Linked DNA regions of Mus musculus: region 2 is linked to region 1. A link is a contact called in ENCODE Hi-C data. All regions are on one chromosome and are shown on one strand. The core of a region is the stretch at or near the end of the contact, and the rest is flanking DNA. Distances in the headings are between cores, read along the strand shown. Region 1 holds the start of Ift88 (intraflagellar transport 88). Region 2 holds the start of Cdadc1 (cytidine and dCMP deaminase domain containing 1).

What was found. Hi-C counts contacts between places; a loop is a spot of excess contacts on that map.
Region 2: a loop to region 1 is called in a map of heart, with 5 times the contacts of the local background. The contact joins the promoter of Cdadc1 here to the promoter of Ift88 in region 1. A Hi-C loop is called at or near these places in 2 of 37 maps with a recorded cell type or tissue (heart and regulatory T cell).

Annotation. Positions count from the first base shown.
Region 1 is chr14:57,421,321-57,425,879 of GRCm38, forward strand. It overlaps Ift88 (intraflagellar transport 88), which reads left to right and starts at 2,751. Exons shown (of 26, transcript NM_009376.2): 1 at 2,751-2,867.
Region 2 is chr14:59,595,609-59,600,167 of GRCm38, forward strand. It overlaps Cdadc1 (cytidine and dCMP deaminase domain containing 1), which reads right to left and starts at 2,351. Exons shown (of 10, transcript NM_027986.3): 1 at 2,147-2,351; 2 at 1,254-1,351. The coding sequence starts at 2,228.

The sequences.
Region 1 (4,559 bases), core at 1,501-4,000:
GACTAGATCCTTCTACTAAGGTAATTTACAGTCCGGTATCCACTTATTTTTGAACAGATTGAAATTAATGGCAAGATTAGTTTAACCTGTAGCTTAGAAGTAAGAAATTCTGCAAATCCGAGCTTTGGATTAAAATATGAGTGCACTCTTTATTTCCAATATAGGATCCAAATATTTATCCAAAGGTCAGGAGATTTCTTTGAACTTTTATTTTTATTGGTTTCAGTAGCAAAAAATAGTGTTTATCTTTTTTAAAAAAGATTTATTAATTTATTATATGTAAGTACACTGTAGCTGTCTTCAGACACACCAGAAGAGGGGCATCAGATCTCATTACAGATGGTTGTGAGCCATCATGTGGTTGCTGGGATTTGAACTCACGATCTTCAGAAGAGCAGTCGGTGCTCTTAACCGCTGAGCCATCTCTCCAGCCCCCAGTGTTTATCTTTTTAAAGAATTATTATTTAGTGAGATCCTAAATTGGAGACAAAGTCTTAAAAAAAGGTATTATGATCATTTAAAACATTTAACTGGACTTAATAGTATTTTCTGGATAGCATAGGTGACAGTTCCTCTAGTGGTTACTAAATGTCTTATTAGAGTCACATGTTTATAGTGTTTAATCTGCAAGGCTGGTCTTGAACTCAGAGATCTGCTTTTCTCTGTCTCCTGGAATTAAAGGCATGTTCCACCTTGCCTGGGCCCAGCTTTTCTTTAACTGAAACTTGTTCTGTAGCAGGCTGGCCTTGAACTAAGAGATCTCCTTGCCTCTGTCTCCTGGGATTAAAGGTGTGTACCAACATGTCTAGGCCTAAGCTTTTTATGATCACTATTCCTCAAGATCCAGACCAAAATACTGTGTCATCCCAGGCCAAGATTCAGATCAAAAGCCTGTGTCTTCAGCTTCAAGATCTGGATCACAGATGTACCCTCCATCTCTGGATTGTAGTTCATTCCAGAAATAGTCAAGTTGACAATCACAGATAGCCATCACATGCATTTTGATGGTATTTACCCACCCTCATTACTATCTCTTGTCTTTTTTGCCGTTCTACATCCCCCTATTCCAAAAATACATCTTGCTCACTCACTCACAATCTTACAAACTATCTTTTCTTAGGAATTACTGAATCCCCAGTGTGTATCTCTAGATGGGCATCTTTTTCTGAGCTTTAATGATTATGATGATGCTGGAATCCAAATTAGGGCCTTGAACACGGCAAGCAAATGTTCTAACACTAAGTTACATTCCCAGCCCTCTCCTCTGAGCTTTATATTGTTATATACAATTGCTTACTCAGTATCTCTTCTTGCACATTCTTTAGGCATCTGACACCTGATGTGTTCTCCCTCAAACCTGTTTTTCCTTTAGTGTTCTTCATGTTCACACATGGAACTCTTTCACTCCATACCCACTTCATGGGACTCAGGCTTGTCTGCTACCCATCCCACTTTATATGTAACTAATTACATATGTTGACAGTTTATTTGATAATTAGTGTGGGAACAAATAAGAAAATATGTTGCCTGATGAACCTTTATTTTAACAAAAACATAATGTCTTCTTCTCAGACAAGGACTGGGTACCCTGAATGTACAGTCATTTAAAAAAAAAAAAAGTTCAGTGCTGGACAATGGTGGCACACACCTTTAATCCCAGCACCAAGGAGTTTGAGGCTAGGCTGGTGTACAGAGAGCTCCAGGACATCCAGGGCTACACAGAGAAACCCCGTCTCAAAAGACAAGCAAACAAACAAACAAAAAAAAAAAAAGAAAAAAGAAAAAAGAAAAAGAAAAAGATTGACTCTAGTATTTATCTTTCTTTTTTGAAGTGCAGTAACTTGTGATTCCAGTATTTTTTCTTTCTATATTGAAGTGCAGTAACTTAAAATATCCCCATGATGTTCACTAATTAACGTAACAACTACTTATTGACACACAGTTGCCAGATACTGTCAGTTACTGTACGATATACCCCACTTGCAAGGTAACCTTCTGAATGCTGATACAACACACCTGGATCAGAGATAAAGAGGTTTAGTCTTCAAAACACACCAAGTAGCCCGAACCTGACCAATCTAATAGTTTGTCCCCTACATCTGTCCCCACCCCCATCCGTGGGAGGCTAAGGTGGATGTTACATATTCAATGACTTTCTGACACAACTGAACAATAAAGGTTAGTAAACTTCAGTTTTTTTATAACGGGCTTCAAGTCAACATGCCCAACATTTGCTCCGGAAAGAAATATTATTTTGTCTTTAAGACAGGGTGTCCCCTGCTGGTCTTGTACTCCTGAGCGTCATCTCTACTCCCATTGCAGATGTGCGTCATCATAGCTGGCATTACATTACCTTTACTTTTTAATTTTCAGATTAAATTTATTTAGAGAGAACCCAGACAGGATTAATATGACAAATTTATGGGACGACGCGTACAATTCTACGCAATGTTCCACAGAAAACAGTCTTCCAAGGTTCCCAAGCCGCGTAGTGGCTCTGGGACACATTCTATTCATCCGGGCCATCTTGCTCTGGTCTCCAGCTTTGGGGATGGCTGCCTCGGGGTTCACTCGACCTTGGTTTCCTTCTTGTGATTACTCCTACACCTGTAGCATCTCCTGGACCACCATAAACATTGGGCCAGCCTCGAGAATCACTCCGCTGTTGGCGGACCACAGGTCCCAGCAGCCCTGCACTTCCGGTCACGAGCTTCCGGCCTCGCCCACGCGGCGCGGAGGCCTGTGGGAGCGGCTTCCTTGGAGTCGCGCCTGGCAACGGCTGGGCGTCCCGCTCTGGCCTGCCTAGGATCAGGCGTCGCTTCTTCCCTCGGCCCACTCGTGGTCAGCCCGCTCCTCCTCGGCGCGAGGTAGGAGAAGCGCCCGGCCCCTCGCGGCCACCCTCCCTGCTGCCCTCTCCCTGCCCCGTGCGTGAGCGGCGGCGGGGTCGCGAGGGCAGGCGGGCTGGCGGCGCCCAAGCCCGGCTCCTGGCGACTGCGCTTCCGTAGCCAACACTTGGATGGTGCTCCTCTCAGGGGGTGGACTTCCCGCTCCACCCGGCACGGCTACCCGGGCTAATGTCACACGGCTTGGCGATGCCATGGCAGCAGTGAAACTTTTAGAGTTTCACAGTAGGTTACAGCGAACATTTCTAATACTTGCATCCGGTGAAGCTTTGATTACCTAGTAATCGGGAGTAAAAGCAAAAGTACAGAAAAGAATGAATAAATCACAGTCTTATAAAGATAAAAACATATCTTCTGGGAATTGATTCTAGGACACCCAGTTTCCCTGGATACCAAAGTTCCCAGGTGCTCTTTCACATATATACGATGGTATATTTGTATTGTATATAAGCCATTTTCCCATTTTTGTTATCTTAGACTGTTTATTGCTCTATAATTAATTGTTATGCCTAATTGTTCAGGGAATAATGAAAAGCACGCTCGGGAGGCTGGGGGCGGGGGGGGGGGGGGGGAGCCTGTGCATGTTCAGTTCAGATAAAAAATTTCTCCCAAATGTTTTCAGTTTCTAGTTGGTTGAATCTAAGGATGCACAGACAAAAGATATCTGACTACTGTTTTCCCAAAAGCCTAAAATTCCACTTTTCCTTTTTATCTTCAACTCTGGTTGGTAACTTTGGAGAAACTACAATAGGCATTTTGAGTGTGAACTGTATCAAGGTAGAAGTATATAAAAAGGACTTTGCCATGTAAAATAGTTTCACTGGCAATATTGAAGTGACAGCATCCCAAATTATTTTTGAACCACCTTGGAGAATATAGAAATACTGAGTTGTATTATTTCTTAGCCATTCATAGTTGTTAGTAAAGGATAATTCATTTACTATTTCCTAGCCTTGCTTTCTACATCTTTAAAATTTTGTGTATTCCACTATTGGTCTGTCTCCCAGGTGTGTGTGTGTGTAAATCTGGTTAAAAGCCAGAAGAAAGGTCTAGTTCTAAAAGCTGATTGTTTCAATACCTTATGAATAAACGAAAGTGAGATCAGAAGAGTTTGTAAGGAGGGAGCTTTTGAGTATATGATTTGAAAGTGTGATCGATGGAGCAGCAGCTTCAGCATCCATCCCTTGGGAACCTATTGATCAACATTCTGGGGCTGTGGAGATGCTCAGTTGGCAAAGTGTTTGCTGCAGAAGCCTAAGGTCCTGAGTGATCCCTAGCGCCCACTTAACCTAATGTGGTGGCTGGGGGAGGCAGGAGGATTTGTGCTGCTCACTGGTTAGCTAGCTTGGCTGAATCTGGCCCCAGGTCCTCCTTCCCAGGGGGAGATCTTACCTCAAAAAACAAGGCAGGCAGTGCCTAAAGAGGATGACCTCTGTTTCCACATGCACACATTTACACCTGTACACACACACACAGAAGCTGTCATACCCACAACAAGGAATTCACATCCTGCCTGGGCAGAATAACTCATACCTGTTATCCCAGTGCTTGGGATGTGGGAGCAAGAGTTCAATGTCAGCCTTGTCTACATGTTGAGTTTAAAGCCAGCCAAGGCTACACAAGACCTTGTCTCAGAAACAAAACAACCCTCCCCTG
Region 2 (4,559 bases), core at 1,101-3,600, 2.2 Mb after region 1:
TGAGAGAGCCCAGTCCACTGCGGGCTGTGCCACCACTAGACATGTAGTCCTGATTTATATTAGAAAGGAGACGAGAAAAATTGAAAAATATTTTAAGTAAATTATCTAATGCAAAGAGAAGTCTCCTGGAAGCATATGTAGTATGATTTTTTTAATGCTTCTGGCTTATTGGATTATCTTCAGTAATAATAATAATAATGATAATGTTTGTACAAAATTATGAAAATGGACTAGTTCTGCTCTTCTCTATTGCTACCACTAGTTTTGCTTCTCTGCAGCAGCCATGATACCCAAACTAATAAAAATAATATACACATATGCTTTCCTGACAGTAGATGACAAACAGGTGATAATGGTAATCTATGCATTTTGTAAATTTGGTTTTCTGGTAGCTAAAACATACTTTCCATACAGATAACATTAAAACTGCTAACCAAGCTCTCAAGCTAGCACACACTGTTAGAATAACTTGGAGGGTGCCTTCATGGACCCCTACCTGGCATTGTGACTTCATGGCTATGGCCTTGGGAAATATGGGCATGAAGCACAGTTGGAAAGATTGTAACATGGTGAACAATAGCAGGGATGGGTCAGGTTATGAAAGTTGTGCGTCTCTAGGTCAAGCCTCTTTTCAAGTTGGCCGGCTTTCAGAAAACAAGGATTTCTTTTGATGCCTCTTGCAATTATTTCCATGTCCAGTTAGATTTTAATTTTTAAAGCCTTAAACTGATAACAGGTATGGGTCAGATTTCTAAACAAGATTTCAAATAAAATATTTAAAACAAAACCAACTTATTTCTCTTAAATAAACAAAACCTCCATGGTATCTGTCAGATGAAGGAGAGGATGCCAGAAACCAAGGGTGAGAAAAAAAACTTTTGCACTGAAAAGGGATTCAAGTTAAATGTATATAACAGAATTACGATGAGATAAAATATGGACAATAAAGCTAAAAGGATTTCCAAATTTTGTATTACTAGCAAACTGACTTTTACAATGCACATTTTTAAGGCGCTAAATGTCTCCAAAAGAAAAGCCTTAATACCTGGTAATCATGGCACACACTAGAAATAACTTTTCAGACTGGAAATATGAGCTAGTTCGCTGTGGTTACAGGCACAGCATACAAAAGCCATGACACCATTCCTAGGTTCTTGCTGCATTTGGCTGTTAGGACTACAGTTGGCCAATGAAACCAGACTTAGACTACTGCTTTTCCAAGGGTAAACACTCTCTATGGAAATAAGGTATACCTGAGATTTTTGCCCTTGGGCTTCCACTCCTGGGAAGAGCTCCATCCAGAGACTGAGCAGGGTGAAAAGGTTCACTTTAGAAAGCCTTGGTATTTGACCTACAAAAGAGAAGGCAAGCACTTCAGAATTTCACTAGTGAAGGCAGAGGAGCTAAGCTCAAAGCTACGAGTGAGCTGCAGATGGTCTGGCAGGCAGGAGAATAAAAGCTTCCTTAGCAAGAGTGGCCACAACCTCACTTTCAGTGACCTCGGGTGGCACTTTCCAAAGTTGGGTGCTTTTTTTTTCTCCAGCTCACCCCACAGGTAAAATAGTAAAACTGATACAAAGGCTCTGGAAATAATCAATCAATCAATAGGATAAGGGCTCCTCTCTGATGTAGCCGAGGAGCAAGGTCCCCACCCCTACCCCTCTGGAACCTGGCATTGCTAAAAGGGCAATGGTTGGAACATGATTGATCTTCAACCATAAGGCAAAACTTGAGGGAGGTATCACGGGTGGTGAATTTGCCAAAGCGCAATTTCAGGCTCTTCAGCTCCGGGATACTGACTCTAGGTGCAACCACCCACCAGTGCAGGACAGGACGCGACCTATGAAGCCTGGACAGCACAGTGTCCGGGACGCGCGCCTGGCAAGGAGACCAGGGACGGCGGGGCAGACAGGAGTCGCTGTGAGTCACAGGGCAGGCAGGGTGTCAGGGAGGTGCAGTATGTGTGTGTGTGGGGGGGGGGGGGGGAGTAGCAGGCTAGCAGGGCGGGAAGGAGACATAGAGCAGGGAGGGTGCTGGGCTGTGCGGAGACACAGGACAGGCAGGATGCGGAGCTGGAGGGAGACTCGGGCAAGCGTGCAGAGCGCCAGGAGAGGGGCAGGGCGGGAGAGAAGGCCACCGCACTCACCCGTCATGCTGCCCGTCTGCGTGCCGACTGACCTCTCGGCCCCGGAACCCTCCAAACTCTGCATCTGATCCGTTTCTTTCATCCCCAGCCCAAAGGCCTCGGCCCAGGACAGCTTGCCCGGTCAGGCATGATAGGTTCCTTGAAGCTCGCCTACGGCCACCTCTGCGGCCTGTCAACAACCGCTTGTTCTGCGCAGCAAGATGACGTCTCGGTATGCCCCCCCCATCGCTTCCGGCGCTTAATGTGACGTCAGAGTCCGGCGCACCGAGGTGGTGGTGGTGGTTATCTATCAGTTATGCTACTCTGTGTAGCAGGCTGTGTTCAGTGATTTTTGCAGAAAGAAGGACGCTTGAAGTTGTCTTGGTTCGGGACAGTAGGGGACCAGGGTGGAGGACTTAAACAGAGAGAGGCGAACATAGAACCGGAGTGGGCGAGGTGGGGGAAGCAGGGCCATCGGAACCCAGCCGTCAGATGTGGGCGGATCCCAGGGTATTTGGTTCTGCTTCATATCCAAACTCACACAAACTATGAGAAGAGAACTGGGAGGATCGAAGAGTTAAGTAGACAGCGGAACCTGAAAAATCTGAGTTGTCCGTCCCAATGAATTTGTAAATAGAGCGTACGTGTGCGCGCTTACCGTACAGAGGGTATCTTCCTCTATATGGCCCTCCAAATGTTTGTTTTGAGAATGGGTCTCTGCTTGGATCTGGAGCTCACTGGTTGGCTACACTGGAGCTTCATCCTCCTGTCTCAGACTTTACACACTTGTGACTACAGGCTGGTGCAGCTTTACTCAGACCTTTTTTTTTTTTTAATGTGGGTTTGAGGGATCCAGAAGGAACTCCTCAAGCTTATATCTAAAGCATGTACACAATGAACCATCTCCTCAGCCCCCAGTGAAAAATATAAAGTGTAAAATGAAGCCTGGAGAGGTCAGAAACATGGCCCAGCAGTTAAGAACACTTCCTACTCTTCCAGTGGGTCTGAGTTCAGTTCCCAACACCCACATCCAGAGTGGGTCACTACAACCCTTAACTCCAGAGATGGATATTTGAACAAAAATTGTAAAAATAGTTTTATTTTTATTTAAAATATAATATCATTACAAATCTCCCCCCTCCCCGAGGCCCTGATCATTTTTAAATTAATTCATGGTTTTTCTTTAACCACTATTGTTTATATACATGTATTATATATGTATATAATATATACACACATATATCTCTACATATATGTGCTTGTATGTATATGCTTTTAGGACTGATCACTTGGTACTGGATAACTAGTTGAGGGGACTTATTCTTGGGGAAGACTAATTTCTCCTCTGTTATTATTTACCCTTCATCTAGATATGGGACCCCTGGGAGATTTCACCCATGTTGGCAAGTTAGCTGGTGTTGGCATTGTTCGGGTCTTGTTTTGGCAGCCATGTTGTTGAAATTTTGTAGGTGGAGCTTTCCTGCAACAACTAGAAGACAATGTTCTGACAGCTTCCTGATCCTCTCTGGCTCTTACAGTCTTTTCATCCCCCTCCCCCCTTTCTGAGATGATCCTGAACGTTAGGTGTAGGGGTTGAGTTCTAGATCCAACCTTCAGGACTGGATATGCAAGGTCAGTTGTTCTCTACATTTTGAGAACTGCTGTTGCTACTACCTTCCTCCTCCTCTGCTCCATTCTCTCTCTCTCTCTCTCTCTCTCTCTCTCTCTCTCTCTCTCTCTCTCTCTCTCTCTCTCTCTCTGTGTGTGTGTGTGTGTGTGTGTGTGTGTGTGTGTGTGTGTGTTTGTCTTTTTAAGAAAGGGTCTCACTGTGAAGTCCTGGCTGGCCTAGAACACACAGCGTAGACTCCTGAGTCTTAGAATTAAAGGCATATGCTAGCATGCCCATCTTGATAGATAGATAGATGGATAGATAGATAGATGATAGATAGATAGATAGATAGATAGATAATGCTGAGGAGAGATAAGAGTTGCATTTACCTGGGAGTGTTAAGATAAATGTTTAGAAAGGAGTTAGGAATTATACTGGTATGATAGTTCCAGGAGTCTGCCTGGCATTGAATAGGTTGAAGTGGGTCACAGAGTTGTACATAGAGGTAGCTTAAAGACTGGTGGTCTCAGAGGAAGGTTTAAAGACTTACAGTCTCTGGACATCTACCTCTCTAACTATAATGAATGCTTGCTGGTAATTTCTTAAAAAGAAAATAAAACAAAACAACCCTAAACACTTTCTTGTTCACTCTGAGGGTTAAAGAAATGCTATCTTAGGTGATTAATACCTGTAGCCTAACATCAGGGGATCAAGTAATAAAGTAATTGCTAGTGCGTTTTTCTCTTTTGCTCAGAAGTCCCACCTCTTGCTTGTCAGGCAGGAAGGAGGTTTGGAGCAATAAACTTTTATTGAACCAGGAGAAGA